2 separate regions of the Homo sapiens genome follow, and region 2 is linked to region 1. A link is a loop called in an ENCODE intact Hi-C map of the cell type or tissue named here. Cell type or tissue: ascending aorta. All regions are shown on one strand.

What was found. A loop is a pair of places that touch in the nucleus more often than their neighbours do. Peaks named below come from ENCODE experiments on the same cell type or tissue, not always from the same donor. Only the 100,000 strongest peaks of a DNase experiment are listed, where the experiment ranks them.
Region 2: it touches region 1 in a loop (4-fold over the local background); 10 of 110 quality-filtered maps call a loop at or near these places.

The regions. Positions count from the first base shown.
Region 1 is chr1:30,820,015-30,828,014 of GRCh38, reverse strand. It overlaps LINC01778 (long intergenic non-protein coding RNA 1778), which reads right to left and starts at 3,363. Exons shown (of 3, transcript NR_146732.1): 1 at 3,187-3,363; 2 at 1,821-1,884. RefSeq lists an enhancer at 3,636-4,138. In ascending aorta, a CTCF peak has its summit at 3,593; DNase peaks (open chromatin) are centred at 3,444, 3,854 and 4,679; H3K4me3 peaks cover 1,461 bases; H3K27ac peaks cover 2,390 bases.
Region 2 is chr1:30,884,554-30,892,553 of GRCh38, reverse strand. The region is part of intron 1 of SDC3 (syndecan 3); the gene reads left to right. Among named protein-coding and RNA genes, the nearest start is that of SDC3, 20 kb to the left of the region's middle. RefSeq lists enhancers at 979-1,694, 3,786-3,845, 4,026-4,085, 6,278-6,778. In ascending aorta, no CTCF peak of the experiment used is centred here; DNase peaks (open chromatin) are centred at 3,963, 4,873, 6,555 and 6,821; H3K4me3 peaks cover 390 bases; H3K27ac peaks cover 6,839 bases.

The DNA of each region.
Region 1 (8,000 bases):
AGAGACCTCATTAAAACATACTCTAGCCTGTAATCCCAACACTTTAGGAGGCGGAGGTGGGTAGATCACTTGAGGTCAGGAGTTCAAGACCAGCCTGGCCAACATGGTGAAACCGTGTCTCTACTAAAAATACAAAAAATTAGCTGGGCATTGTGGCAGACACTGGTAATCCCATCTACTTGGGAGGCTGAGGCAGGAGAATCGCTTGAACCTGGGAGTGGAGGTTGCAGTGAGCCAAGATCATGCCATTGCACTCCAGCCTGGGCAGCAGAATGAGAATCCATCTCAAAATAAAAATAAAAATAAAAACACACTCTCCTGTGTCTCCTTCCGAGGACCCTCTACTCAGAGAACTTGGGTGGTGGTGCCTCACTCAGAAAATATGCCCAAGCCTAGCTGGTTCTCTTCTATACCCTCAGATGGGGCATAACCCTTTGACTCCTACTGCTTTTAGAGGAGCGCTTCCACACAACAGGGCAGGTACATGAAGCACTGATGTGCAGAAGATTCTAGGCCCTCTTTTGTTTTCATCAAGTAGCAGATTCACCTCTTCTTTTAGTGATTATATTGGCAAATCACTCTGATGCCCACAAGTTCTAAATAAACCACCTGAGCAGTCCTAGAGTCAACACATTGCTATGCCAAGAACATGGGCCTTGGAACCTGACAGGCCTGGGTTCAATTCAGTAACACTGTGTGGTCTTGGAGGAGATACTTTCTCTCTCTGGACCTTTCAGATAGGATTAACAATAGCCATCCTGCAGGGCTGTCGTGAATGTTTAATGTAACAGTATGTGAAGGGCCTACATGTGCCCTGGCTAGAGGAGGTTCTAGTCACTGTTCAGTTGCAAGACAGACCGGATTTGGGAAAGTGCAGTGAGGGGGAAACTGGGTGCCTAAAAAGACTCTGGTTCTGCTGGTCAACCCAACTGTGTGACTCTGAGCAGTCACTTGCCTTCTCTGGCCCTCAGTTTCCTCATATGTCAAACCAAAGGTTGAATAAGAGGATTCTAAGGGCATTGCCAGCTCTGACATCCTGAAGGTTCCTTAATTGGAAGATCTGAGTTGATTCTTTTGACATTTAAGAAGCCACTCAATTGTCCTGTCTTGATTCATTGGGAGAGGACATCTGTAACCACTGCATCAGGGATTTCCGTGAGAGTTTGACGGTATTCATGTGGTATTATGACAAAAATCCAGGACTCAGCTGGGCATGGTGGCTGATGCCTGTAATCCCAGCACTCTGGGAGGCCGAGGCAGGTGGTTCACTTGAGGTCAGGAGTTTGAGACCAGCCTGGCCAACATGGCAAAACCCCATCTCTACTAAAAATACAAAAATTAGCCGGGCTTGGTGGCACCTACCTGTAATCCCAGCTACTCGCGAGGCTGAGGCAGGAGAATTGCTTGAACCTGGGAGGCAGAAGTTTCAGTGAGCTGAGATCATGTCATTTCACTCCAGCCTGGGTGACAAGAGTGAGACTCTGTCTCAAAAATAATAATAATAATAATAAAAATAAAAACCCAGGACTCTTGTCCCACCATCTACTTTGTTTCATGTTTTTCCTCGAGAGAGTGAATAACAAGTACGTGTGACAAATGAGAAGTCAAGACACCACTCTGTAATGAGTGAAGCAAACACCGGTATCCCAAAGCAGGGCTATGCCACACTGGAGTCCTCACCAGCCCTCTCCATCCTCCTCTAACACCCATAATAATGCCATTACTATAGCTGATTGATTGGATAGTTACATGTGCCAGGCAACAAACCTTATTTAATTCTCATAACAACCCAATGATTGCACTGTAATGACCCCGCTTACCAGAAAATGGGCCTCATCAGTCTTCAGAAATCTGACCCAACAGATAGGCAACTTTTCCTCCCTGCTGAGGGGTGATAGGAAGGGCAGACATGGTGAGCAGGGGGGCAGTCCCAGCTCCTAGGTGGTGGCTACGACATGACTAAAGAGATGGGAAGCAGGTGCATGGAGGTTGGAAAGGAAGTGCAGAGGCTGGGAGGGGTGGGTGGAGGCTGGGGTAAGGGTAATGGGGAGGGGGCTGATGGGGGTTTGGATTTGTGGAAGCGTACTTGGGATGAAGCTCTGTGTTGAGTGCTGGGAACGGAGGTGAATCACAGCCTCTGTGTGTGTGTGTGTGTGTGTGTGTGTGTGTGTGTGTGTAGAGGGTGGGGAGATGTGAAAAGAGATAGACATCTTTTCAATGCAGCATGATTCTTGAAACGAAAGTTGCATACACAAGCTGACACAAATATCATATGGAAGGAGAGCGGTGATCCTATCTGGCTGCCAGAGAAGCCCTCAGAGCCTCCCAGGTGAGTTGGTGCCATCTCCTCAGTCACCTGAACTATGGCTCCACGTCCTTTACACCTCCTCCTGAGTTTGGGTCTCTCCATCTCTACTCCAGCTCGGGTAGCCTTAGTCCCCCCTGCCCTGACTTTCCCCAGTCCCTGCAATGACTGGTCTCCTAGTCCCCTCCAGCCCATCCTCCACACAGCTGCAAGAGTGGAGATCTTCCTAAAATGCAAACCTAATCATAGCCCTCTCCCCTTCCATCCCCCAACTGCCTGAGAATGTGGTCCAAGATCCCTTAGCACGACATTCAAGCCCTTTGGGATCTTGTTCCTGCTTCCCCTTTCAGCTTTACTTTAAACTCCTCCTCCTCTCCAACACCCCGAACCCCACCATCTAATTTCCTGCCATAGTGCCTCGAGTGTTCCTTGCTTTTTACTGCCTCCAGTCTTTGCGCAGGCTGTCCCCTCTGCTGAGAATCCCTTCCCCACCGTTCCTCATCTGGCTCTTTCAGGTCCTGGCTCTGTATCCCTTTCTCCCAGCAGTCCTCCTGATTCGGTAGGTTGGATAGGGACCCCTCCTCTGTGTTCCCACAACCTCCGTGCTCCCTCTATTTTAATCCTTAACACACTGCCTTGCCATTTTCTCCTGGACTGCTTGCTTGATCAGACTGTGGGGGTGGGGGGCTTTGTGAGGGCAGGGGTGGAGGTGGACTCATCTTTGCGTCTGCAGAGCCCAGGTGCACCTGGATGCTGGAGGGTGCTCATTGCTGTTTGCAGGGTGTATGGATGAGTGTGTGGTTCCAGGTTGTGGGGGCGGGGTGGTCTTGGCAAGGGACTGTGGGCCAGGTTGAGGGAGAGGGCCGAATGGGCGTCTTTACAGGAATTCTGATGCCTGGGCCAGCAGGAGCTCAGCTTTCCCCTTCTGGCCTGAGTAGGGGGTCTATGGGGCTCAGTCGGAGGGGAGGGGTCCCTGGGCCCCATCATAGTCTGGAAAGAGGAGTGGACGCGGCTCTCCCGCCCGGAGCTTCCTCCGAACATCCCTCTGCAACGCCGGCCTGGGCTGTCATAGCAACAGCCCGCCCCGGCGGGGGCGCCGGCCAATGGCAGCCGGTGCTGGTGAGGTAATGTCCCGGTCTGGAAGCCCATTGGCTCCATTTTTGTCCACTTCTGGGTCCGGGCCTGCGGTGGGAGCCGCGAGGGGGAGGACAGAGCATGCGCAGGGAGCCCAGCTGTCTACACCGGCGGCGCGATTCCTCTCCCTGCGCTCCCCGCTCTCCCTCTCAGTTCTGGGCTGGCTACCTCTGTCCTTCTCCTCTCTCTCTGCGTGCCGTACCTGTCCCTGGTTGTGTCGGTCGTTTGGTGCGTCTGTCTCCCTGACTCTCTTGGGGTCTCGGTGGCCCCTTCTTCTTGCCCCTGTCTCTGCCCCGGGGTCTCTGACTCTGAGTGCGCCTCCTCGTCTTGTCCAAACAAGGGCGCAGTGAGAGTTCCTTGACTTGCAGCCAGAAGGTGACTCACTGCTTCAAACCGCAAGGCCGCCCGGCAAGCCTCCGGCACCTTCTTCCCGAGTCTGTGGGAAGCTCTGGCACACACACAGGCCGAGGGCTTGAGATCCCGAGAGGCCCGGGCTGGCCTTTCCCTGGTTGGCCTCACCAGACCTTTGTTCTTGTTGACTTGTTGCCCAGTCAAGGGAAAGGCAGGACGGTCTGGGCTTTGGGGAAGGGAAGGGGACAGATTTAGAGAACAATTGGGCATGAGCTTCCATAATGCCAGCAGGGGAGGTTAGACAGCTGGAGGGACTTCCAGAAAACTACAAAGGCATAGGCACTGGGCCGAGTGAATGAAAAGGGCAGTTGGACTTTGCTCTACCCACCCCTCTGTCTGTCCATCCATCAACACAACACATTGATGCCCATCAGTGCCAGGTTCTGGGCTTGGCGATGGCTCAGTCCCCTGAGCGCCTGGAATCACAGCCCAGTCTGGGAGGCAGGCACACAAATCCTGGGTTTCAATGGGATTCCAGAAGAAGGCAAAACTCACCCTGCCAGGTGGGGTGCTTGACTCAGGCAGGGAAGCTTTGTGGAGGAGGGGGTCTTTGAGCTGGTGTTTGGGAGGATGGCCAAAAGCTTGTTTGGATCAGCCTGGGCAGGGCACAATGACAGACCCATCTGGAAGGATCAGGGGTGGTTGGAAGGTCCAGGAATGTGAATACCTGCATGAGGGAGTTTGCACTTGAACTCAGGGGCAGTTTGCAGCCACCCAGGGATCAGAGCAAGGGAGAAGTGTGGTCAAAGTGGTTTTCGTGCAGTCATGCCGGTGACAGAATCTTGGCTGTCTTGCTCAATGCTGCACCCCAGCCCAGGGTAGAGTGCCAGGCCCACAGTGAGTGTTCACACACTTGTCGAAGAAAAGCGTGAACTGAAGGGGAGAGGTTCTGATGGATGAGGGCTGAAATGATGAGGTCGTCTTCATGTGGTGGTGGAAGGGAGAGGAAAAGGGATGGGTTCAAGAAAGGTAAAGGACAGGTAGAAGTGATGGGCCCTACTGGTTTACTGGAGGTTGTGGGGGTGATGGAGAGGAATCTGCTTGGGGTAACACCTATGTTTCTGGCTTGAGCAACTAAAGGTTGGGGGAGAGGGAATACGGGTGGGGTAGATTTCAAGGGAAAGGTGGTTAGTTCAGAGTTGGAGCCTCAGCATCTGAGATGCTTGTGAGACCTCTGGGTGGGGCTGGGTGGGAGAGGTCTGGGCTGGGGTGGCCTGCATAAAGGTGGTGGCTGACGCTGTAAGTAGACATGAGCTGCTTAAGAACTGGGACATGGCCAGGCGCAGTGGCTCACACCTGTAATCCCAGCACTCTGGGAGGCCGAGGCAGGTGGATCACGAGGTCAGGAGATCGAGACCGTCCTGGCTAACACGGTGAAACCCCGTCTCTACTAAAAATACAAAAAATTAGCTGGGGTGGTGGCAGGCGCCTGTAGTCCCAGCTACTCGGGAGGCTGAGGCAGGGGAATGGCGTGAACCCGGGAGGTGGAGCTTGCAGTGAGCCGAGATCGCGCCACCGCACTCCAGCCTGCGCGACAGGGCGAGACTCCGTCCCAAAAAAAAAAAATAAATAAATAAATAAATAAAGGAAAAAGAAAGAACTGGGACATTTACGAGCAGGTTTCTCTGGTGAGGGGGTCTTTTTGAACCCCAAGGAGACCTGGGTAGGAGTCAGAAGTCCTGGGTTTTTGTGGATTCTGACACTGGCTTGCTGTGTGACCTCGGGCAAGTCATTCCTCTCTGGGCCACTGTCCCCTGATCTCTCAGCAGAGCCTGTCAGAGGTGGAGAGTGACCTGGACCACTTCTGTTTTTTAAGGCCTCTGGATATGGTTAAAAAAAGAGATGTGCCCTAACAGGGTAACAAAAATTGTGGTTATTGACTATGTTCACATTTACATGTTAACATTGTGAACAGACACAAGGATTGTGAATAGACTGTCATTTGAAGGTTAAAGTCCAGACCAGAGTCATGTTGGGAAATTTGTCCCCTGGTTCTGGCCTTCCTGGTTGCTTGGAGTAATTGCCCTTTTAGATAGGAAAGCTGCCTGCCTGGGGGTAGAGAAGGGGTGAGGGTACGTGGAGGCCAGAAGGAGCTGGGCCAAGGTTTTTGTCTGAGCAGGAGCTCATAAGTTCTTGCTCTAAGCCTGGGCATTCATGCCCCTCTTCTAATTCCTGCCAGCTCCCAACTTGGAGTCTTTTCTCCAGGAGCCATCAGAGGCCATGCCAGTCCCAAAGCAGGCAAGAACACTGTTGCAGCTCCTGCAGGACCACCTTCCTTTCCTGTTCATCCCTCAGCTCCTCCAAGATGAGAGCATTAGATGAGCCGGGCCCAGGCTCTGCCTTTAACTCACCCCTGGCCAGGTCACTGCCTCTCTGAGTCTCACGGTCTTGACATCTCTATGTCCTCAAGCTGTAGCCTGGTGGCTGGCACAAAGTACATACTTAGTAAATGTTGGGTGAGTTGAAATGAATGGTGAAGTTGTTTATTTCACTGGAGCAGGGGTTGAGGGAAGAGTGGTAGAGAGAGATCATGTTGTTGGGGCTGTCAAAATAAGATCACATCTGCAAATGTGCTTTGGAAAAGGTAAATCAGATATTTTAAAGTCAGCATTGTATCATATTTGGCCCAATGCCCCTGAAAAGCTTCCAGAGCAAAGAGTAGACACAAAATGAGTTTTTCTCCCACAAAACCTTTTTTTTAATTTCACAATAATTAATCATAAATACATTCTGCTTAGCCCAGTGGTCAAGAACTAGGACCCAGTCAGGTGTGGGGGCTCACACCTGTAATCTCAGCACTTTGGGAGGCCAAGGCGGGCAGATCACTTGAGGTCAGGAGATCGAGACCAGCCTGGTCAATATGGGGAAATGCTGTCTCTACTAAAAATACAAAAATTAGCCAGGTGTGGTGGTATGTGCCTGTAGTCCCAGCCACTCCGGAGGCTGAGGCAGGAGAATCACTTGAACCCGGAAGTGGAGGTTGCAGTGAGGTAAGATGGTTCCACTGCACTCTAGCCTGGGCAACAGAGCGAGACTCTGTTTCAAAAAAAGAAATGAGGTGGGTATGCTGTTTTCAAATCCTGACTCCATTGCTTTCTGGCTGTTTGACCTTTGATAAGTGACCCGACTTCCTTGTATATCAGGCTGAAATGTAAACTGCAAATAATACCATTATCATCTCATGGGGTTGTTATGAGGATTTCATGAACTATTAGATATAAAGTATTGAAGAAAGTGCCTGGCCCATGTGAACGTTTCAGAAATGTTAGCTTTTATTATTGTTAGCAATGATAGGGCTTTCTCAAACCCCTCCCCACAGCTGCCTGCTCTTAGTGGCTGGTGGTTGTGGCAGATGCTACAGGCGGGCCCACTCAACGAGGAGGCCCGTTTAGCTCTCCTCCCTCTACTCAGGGCAGCGGTTCTCAATTTGGGCTTGCACATTAGAATCAACTGGGAGCTTGGAAAACTCCCAGTGTCGGAGCTGTACCCTCAGAATCTCCAAGAGTGTGACCCAGGACTCAGAGCTGGCTGAGGCATCCCCCTGATCCACGCTAAGGTGCAGCCACAGTTGAGAACTGGTGATCAAGGGCAGTGCTTCTCAAAGCCTGGACTCCAGACCAGCCGCATCAGCATCACCTGGGAACGTCTGAGAATGCAAATTCTCAGGCCCCACGCCAGAGCAGCTGCAGAATCAGAAACTCCAGGGGAGTGGGGCCAGCAGTCTGTTTCAACAGCTCCCCCTCCCCCAGGGGCTAAAGCTTGAGAACCAGCAATCTAGTGGCTGAAAGGACAATGTGTGCTTTTTTGAAAACCACTGCTGTAAGCTGCATTCTGTTATTCCCTGACATGAATAGGGACCAATTCCTGCCCCCTAATAACCATACCTTTTGTTATCCTCAGCTGCTTTATATGTATTCTCATATTTAGACCTCAGAGCAACCTAATACCAATAACTCACCTCCATTTGCTAGAATGAGGAACTCCCGTGACCTGTCCAAGGCCTCATAAACTAGTTACTCCAAGGCTAATTCCTCTGACCTTTGGCCAAGCAGAGAAAGAGTCTTGGATTCTGTTTGAGACCCTGAGCCCTGACCTTGTCAGTGGAGGGGCTGCAGGTCTTGCGCTTCCTCTGGGAGCCCAGCTGCTCCTC
Region 2 (8,000 bases), 65 kb before region 1:
AGTCCATCTTTTCTAGCCCAGTTCCTCTCCCACAAGCACTGTCTACTGCAGAGCTTTGGTTTCTGTTTGGTAGACTGTTTTAGGATCATTCATTCATTCATTCATTCATTCCCTGGGGGCCTGGGGGCCTGGGGCTAAGGCTGGTGGGCAACCTTGCCCTGGTGGAGCTTCCTACAGGGGAGGGGGCCAAGCTGGTGTGACTAGGTCCCTACTGGCAGAAGCTGGGCTTCTGATCCTGCCTGGGGATGCTCAGGGAGCTATTCCTGGTGGAGTGGGTGGGTCAGCTGAGACCTGAAGCAGTTTGATTCAGGGAAGCCACGTTCAGGTGACACATGAGGAGTGGAGGCCAGGCCTTATCCCTGGGCTGCAGGGATAGGGGCCAGGGCACTCAGGGTCCTTGAGCCCTGGCAGGTGTTTGGACTCTGAGCTCAGTGGGGGAGAGGAAGAGCCTGTAGCTGTGTGGAGAAGGGGCTGGCAGGATACCTGGGGAACGCAGGACCTGCAGGAGGCTGGAGGAGGATGTTGGGTTGGGGGGGTGAGCACTGGGTTTTCTTTGGCTCCCTGCACCCCATTGCTGAGGGGCAGGGGGTCCTTGTAGAGTTCTTGGCCTCCCCACTCAGGATCCTCTGTGGTCCCTGCCTGGCAGTCTAAGGCACTGTGAGGCCTCCTCCCTTCTTCTTCTTCCTCTTTTTTTTTTTTTTTTGACGGCGTCTCACTGTGTCGCCCAGGCTGGAGTGCAGTGGCGTGATCTTGGCTCACTGCAATCTCCACCTCCCGGGTTCAAGCCATCCTCCTGCCTCAGCCTTCTGAGTAGCTGGGATTACAGGTGTGCGCCACCATGCCCAGCTAATTTTTGTATTTTTAGTAGAGACGGGGTCTCGAACTCCTGATCTCGTGATCCACCCGCCTCAGCCTCCCAAAATTCTGGGATTACAGGTGTGAGCCACTGCTCCTGGCCTCCTCCTCCCTTCTTAATGGCTGAGAGATCAGAGTCTGGGAGGCAAAGCCAAGGTGTTGAGGCTCAAGACAGGGCCTAAGGGGTTTTAGGCTTCATACCTGAGTTCAGCCAGGCAGGAGAGACGGGGCTACCGAGCACCTTCCAGACAAAGGCCTGGTAGCTCCAGCCCAGGCCTAGCCCAGGACAGACAGGCCTCTGCCAGAGAGTAGAGTGGAAACCACCCGAGGGGCTTGGCGGCTGCCAGCTGTGCTGGGCGGAGCTGGTGCTTGGGAGCCAGGTGAAGATGGGGCCAGGGTGAAGGGTGGGGCCTGAAGAGGCACCTGTCCTCAGGGTTGCCCTAGACAGCCATGGGGACAGAGGGCAGATGGACTTGAGTTAAAATTCAGGCGTGTTTTACCACTGGGACCCTGATAGGCTCTGCCCCTTCCCTGGCAGGGACATATCCTCATGCCTTTTCCTGAGGGCAGCCAGGGGTGAGGCACATGGTCAAAGGGTGGGGTGGGGCATCCGGAACCACTGAGGGCTGCAGCTGGAATGCTGGGGTCGAGGGTTGGGGACGGCAGATAGCCTGGGTCTGGAGTCCCTGGAGTCTCTGAAGACTCTGGGCTGAGCCTGTCCCCCTCCACTGGCCCCACCTGACAAAGTGGCCTTTGAACAGCCTAGAAGAGGCAGTTGCTGAGCTGGGCCTCCCACTTGTGGTCTGCGGACTAAACGTTTGCCTGTCTGGGGGCGGGGGCTGTGGAGGCTTCACCTGAGGCTTGGTAAGAAGATGTTCAAATGGGAGAGGAGGTGAGCAGGGCCAAGACAAGCGTGTTGTCAGGATAAGGAATGCTGGGCTTCTCTGAACTTGAGTCCAGGCTCTGCTGTGTGACCCTGGGCAAGTTTCTTGTCCTCTCTGAGCCTCAGTCTCATATTCATTGTTATTTTTGAAACAACAGCTTTATTGATATATAACTCATATACATCTTGCCCATCTAAAGTATTTAATTCAGTGGTTTTTAGTATATTTACATAGTTGTAAAGCCATCACTAAATTTAGAACGTTTTTATCACCCCAGAAAGAAACGCTGTACCCATTAACAGTTGCTCCTTGTTTCTCCACAATCCCTGCAGGCATAGGCTGTCACTAATCTATTTTCTGTCTGTATGGATTTGCCTATCCCAGACATTTCATATAAATGGAATAATATAATATGTGGTCTTTTGTGGCCAATTTCTTTCACTTAACATAATGGTTTCAAGGTTCATCCACACTGTAGTATCAGTATTAGTTCATTTGTTTATTTTTGAGACTGAGTTTTGCTCTTGTTGCCCAGGCTGGGGTGCAATGGCATGATCTCGGCTCCCTGCAACCTCTGCCTCCCAGGTTCAAGCAATTCTGCCTCAGCCTCCCAAATAGCTGGGACTACAGGCACGTGCCACCACACCTTGCTAATTTTGTATTTTTAGTAGAGATGGGGTTTTACCATGTTGCCCAGGCTGGTCTCGAACTCCTGACCTCAGGTGACCCTCCCACCTCGGCCTCCCAAAGTGTTGGGATTACAGGTGTGAGCCACCATGCCCAGCCTCAGTATTAGTTTTTTTTTCTTTTGCCAAATAATATTCCATTGTATGAACATACCACATTTTATTTATTCATTCATCAGCTGATGGATATTTGGGTGGTTTCAATCTTTTGGCTATTATGAATAATGCTACCTTTTTTGGTGTGTGGACATATATATTTTCATTTTTCTTGAATATATACCCTAGGAGTAGAATTACTGAGTCATATGGAAACTCCATTTAACATTTTGAGAGACTGCCAGCCTCTTTCCTAAAGCGGCTGTGCTGTTTTACATTCCCACCAGTGGTGTGTGAGGGTTCCGATTTCCCCACGTCCTCGCCAACGCTTGTGATTATCTGACTTTTTGATCACATTCATTCTTGCATCCATTCATCCCTCAAGTATTTATAGAACATCTATATTCAACAAGGCAGAAGGCCCACTGCAGAGCTGGGAAGGGAATTTATCCCTTGAAGAGTTGTTTAGAAGATTCCATGGCATAATATCTAGAACAACCCCCACCAAGCTCAGCACATAGTAGATGCTCAGAGACGGGAGACAGGGAGCATCAAGGAGAGGATCTGGGGGTGGTCAGCAACCATGGGGCCCCCGGGAATGGAGGAAAAGAGGATGGAATTTGTACGTGCTGACCACGTACTGTGTGTGGGAACCAGTGCTTCAGTCCTTATGACCCTCTGGGCCATATCATTGTTCCATTTGCAGATGGTGGAACTGAGGCTCAAGCCAAGCAGCTTGTTCTGGGTCACTAGGCTGAGAAGTAGTCAGACTGTGGGCTGAGAGCCTTGTTTGGATCATCTTATTTAATCCTCCCAACCCCTGAGGTCAGTCCTATTACTATACCCATTTAGTAGGTGAAGAAACTGAGGCTCAGAGAGGTAGACTGACTTGCCCAGAGTCGCGTAGCTGGTGAAGTTCTGTCCTGGGATTTGGAGCCACATAGTCGAGCATCAGAGTCCCTGCTGTGTCTCCCAGGCCTCTGGAGGGGAGGGTGAGGGCTTGGACATGTCTGCTCCCTCCTTCCCTCCCTTTCTCACCCCACTGTGTCCCACAGAGCCTCATCTTGGGTTGGAGACAGTCCTGGGGCAAGTGTGGCCCTAGGCTGGCTTTTGAGGGCCCTGCCAACCCTTCTTCCAGCCTTTTTGTCTGATGCCTTGCTCTGTGCCTCAGTTTCCCATCTGGGTGATGGTGGTGGTGACTTCCAAGGCTGCTGTGGCTCAGATCATCTGAGTCTGGCTTGTTCTGTCCCTAGAAGAGGAGCAGCCGAGAAGCCAGTGGGACTGCTCCAGGCTGGGGGCGGGGAGTGGCATCTCCACTGTGTGTGAGTTTGGGCTGGTTATAAATAACCCAGCAAACAGGAGGGTGCGGGGAACCACAGCCCGCCTCCTCAGGAGGAGAGGCCTGGACACACACACACATTCTTACAGACAGGGCCGTTTCAGTTATGTGTGTGTGTGTGCTGTGTGTGCCCAGGGTGTATGCTCAGCATGTGTGTGGGGAGGGCTTTGGGGAGCCGTCAGAGCTGTGCAGGCTCCCGGGACAGCTGGAAGGTCTGGGCCTGCTCAGGCTGACTCCAGCAGGTTCTCTTCAGTTCCCTGGAGGAGGCTGGGGTCAGCCCAGCAGAGCTCTAGGGCTGGCGAGGTCCCTGGAGCCCCCTCACCTGGCTTCAAGTGATTCCAAGGTCAGGCTGAGGATCCTTCTGCTCTTAGGGGCCTCCATGTGCTCCTCCAGCCCCTTCCCACTGCCACGTCCCACCCTGCCTGCTCTCCCTGTCCCTGCTCCAGTCCTGAATCCCATCCTGACTCTCCGGCTGAGCTCACTGACCTCTAGCAAGTCGCCTGGGCTTTCTGCCTCTGTGGAGTAAGGAGGCCCATTTCACTGGCTCCTGAGAAGGTAGAGTCCAGTGCTTAGTGTGTGCTCAGTGAAGGCTGCTTTCTTCCAGTCCTGGTTGAGAAATGGCCAGAATGTATGCTCCACTGGGAGCCCACTGATCTGCATATTTGCATATAATTTACATAAACATTTTGTGACAAAATATGCTGGGATCAGTGTCTGTTTCTCTTCCCTCCTCCCAGCTCACTTGGAGTCCTCCTGGCTGGATTTTGGAGGGATCAGAGAGAACTCTTGTTCATTCCTCGGTTTTACACACAGGGAGACTGAGGCCAGAGAAGAGCAGGGCCTGCCTTGGGATCCCATAGCGATTGGGAGCAGGAGGCAGGTGATGCAGATCTCTGGGGGATGATGCAACCCACAGTATTCACTGAACAAAGACTGATGGAGGCTGACTGTGTTCCAGAAGCAGTCTGAGCCCTGGGGTTAGAGAAATGACCACACAGACCCAGTCACTGCCACCAGGAGCAATTGGAGGGGGAGACAGACACATTCCTCTGAAGCCCGGAAATAAACCAGCCAATTTTCAGGCAGTGGTAAGCGATTGAGGACTAGCCCTGGTTTTGCAGACTAGCTGGGCACGTGGGGACGTCGTTTGGGTGGATTTGGTGGTTCAGGGAGGTGAGCTTTGAGTGGGGACACAGTGTCATGTCCCAGTGCCTACTAACTGCCTATCACCACTAGGCACGTGACAGCTGGTATCTCTGTGTGTTGGGGATCATTATTCCCGTTTCATAGGAGGACAGAGCGAGGCCCAGTGAGGCGAAGGGATGTGACCAGGTAACCAGTTTGGGAGTGGGAAGCCAGGGCGGGAACACCTAACTCCACACCAGGTTGTTCCTCGGAGACTCCTGGGCCCCAGGAGCGGGCAACCCTTGCCGTGTTTGCTGGCAGTGACCGTCATGGAGCCTGGAGACAGACTCCTAGAGGCACCTGCTGGTGAGTCATGGTGGGGGCAGGGGGTGCCTACCTGAGCTGGGCCACCTGTCGTGTGAGTGCGCCTTGTCCTCCATTTCTACTCACTCCCAGGCTTTCAGGCTGTCTCTGTGCAGGGAGCTGAGTGTGAGGTGGTGCTGGTCTCTGACATTTGCCCTGCTTTTGAGAGCCTTCTGGTAGGGGAAACTGATTAGGGCTAGGAGCAGGTGTGCTCTGCAATCCAAAGGGCATGGTCTTTGGGGTTCAGCTAATCTTGGGTTCAAATCCTGGCCCATTGCTGTGTGACTTTGAGCCAGTTGCTTCACCTCTCTGAATTTTAGTTTGCCCATCTGTGAAATGGGAATGGCAATCCCTTTCTGGTCAAGTGAGAAGAGAAATGAGGCAATGTGCATATAAGGAACCTGGCACTTAGTGAGGGCTCCCTCCGTCGGGGCTGTGATCATTTTCATAAGGGATGGAATGGCCCAGCCTTTTCCAGAAAAGTGCTCAGTGGAAGGAGTCTTGAATCACAAACTGGCATTCCCTGCAGGCATTCTCAGGGGTTCAGGAGTTCACTGAACACAGGATTTAGACTCAACAAGGCCAGAATTCAACTCCTGTGTGACCCCACTGGTGGCTTAACAGGCTCAGTCTCCTCATCTATAAATGGAGACCATATTATCTGCTTCCCAGGGCAGCTGAGTGGTTTCACTGAGATCCAGTGGAAGGGCCTGTTAGAGTGATGGGAGCATGGTTGGTGGGCCTTCTCCCTTAGTAAATGACAACACAGTGGAGGTACTGAGTCCCCAAGAAAGGACTTCCTAATTTGGACCAGGGAGGTGGTTGGCGTGCGTATGTGACATTCAAGCAGGCTGACAAAGGAGGCATTGTGTGAGCTGAGCCAGCTTTGTGGGGACATATCTAGTGCCTAGGATGGTGCTTGGCACACAGTAGGAGCTTAATAACCATTGGTTTTACTGATTAACCAGCTGAGTAGGTGCTGGCCAGGCAGAGATGGTGGGGAAAGGTATTCCAGGAAGCAGGAACAGGCCTGAAGGAGCCCGTGTTCCCAGAACTGTAAATAGTTTTGTGTGGGAGGAGTATGGGGGTGGGCAGCTGGGAGTGGGGTGTGGGGGGTGCTGCTGGGTCTGGAAACGGGGCCTCAGTGGGTGGTCCTGCTCTCAGGCACGAGCTTGGGGACAGGCATCAATGAGCAGTGTGAGTCAGGGTGGCCAAGAGTGACGTGAGAGGGCAGGTGGCTGGGATTGATGGGGCGGTGACGGAGGCGTCCCAGCCCTGGGTTGAGGAGGGGGCCTGGCTTTCCCAGGGTTGCATTGTCAGCTTCTGTCTAGGCACAGGGGACAGAGTGGGCTGCTGTAGGGCAGCCAGTCTGCACCTCAACAGAGACTGGCCAGCCCGGCTGAGCCAGGAACAGGGCTGATGGGAGAAGGCGGGCGGGTGGGTGTCTGGGCACCACAGGCCAAGGTGGCCGCCAGACAGGCTGATGCCAGGGGAGGGAGCCAGGTCCTGCCAAGCCAGCCTGTCTGTGGTGAGACTCGGTTGGGCCGTGGGCCCTGCCAGCTCCCTCAGAGGCTTTTGTGTTCATTTCCTTTCCACCCCCCTTTTCAGTTTCCTCGTAAGGTCCCTCACGAACAGTCTCAATGGGGTCTCAGCAGAACCAGGGGACCCGGAAGTTTCACAGACCAGAGAACACCAGGGATGGAGACTCAGGGAGGATGTGCGCTCTCTAATAACAAAAGTGCTATGGGTTTATCGGAGAAATTGTGGAAAATACAGAAAGGTCCTGAGAAGAAATTAAAGCTGCCTGTAATCCCACCACCCAGAGAGAGCCTCTGGGAACCTTTAGTTATAATGCAGCATTTGGAAATTCACTTTGATAGTGAGTTCATTAAAACAGGATCAAGTTCTACATATTTTTTGTAACCTATTTTTTAAACATAATGATGATACTCATATTAATAGCCAGCATTTACTGAGCAATTTGTTAATGGGTGAACATGCCCAGCCTCCTTCTGTAAACCCCACGAGGTGGGCATTCTTATCTTTGTTTTACCAGTTAAAGCAGCCTGAGAGAGTTAAATATCTGCCCAAAGTCACATCGGAATTGAGAGAGCCATCTGCATATTCCTATCAACAGCTATACTGTCTTGTCTTCTGATGATCAATATGTGCATTTTCCTACATCCTTCAATATTCCTTGTAGCAAGTAAAAAAAAGCCTTCTATGACACATTTATGTCTTTTAATAACCTCATTAGACAGTGTAGATTTGTGAGAACTCAATTGTTGATAGCTGCGTAATATTCCATGTTATGGTTGTACCCTCATTTATTTAACTCGTCCCCTGTCGTTCAGTATGTGGGTTATTTCCATTTTTTCCCTCTCGTAAATTACATTGTCCTGGATCTCCTTGACCTAAGGATCAAATTCTTGGGAGTCCAGAGTGTCAGAATCAGAAAGGCCCTTAGACCACCATGCTTGGTTTTCCATTTTGCAAATGGGGCAAAGGAAAGGCAGAGAAGGGGGAAGAGGATTTGTCCACGGTCTTGGAGGCTGTGGGCGCCTGAGCCAGGGCTGCTACCTGCTCTCCTGTTGGGGCTGGGGTGGGGATGTGGGTGGAGGCAGGTGCCACAGTGGGAAAAAGGGCATCCTG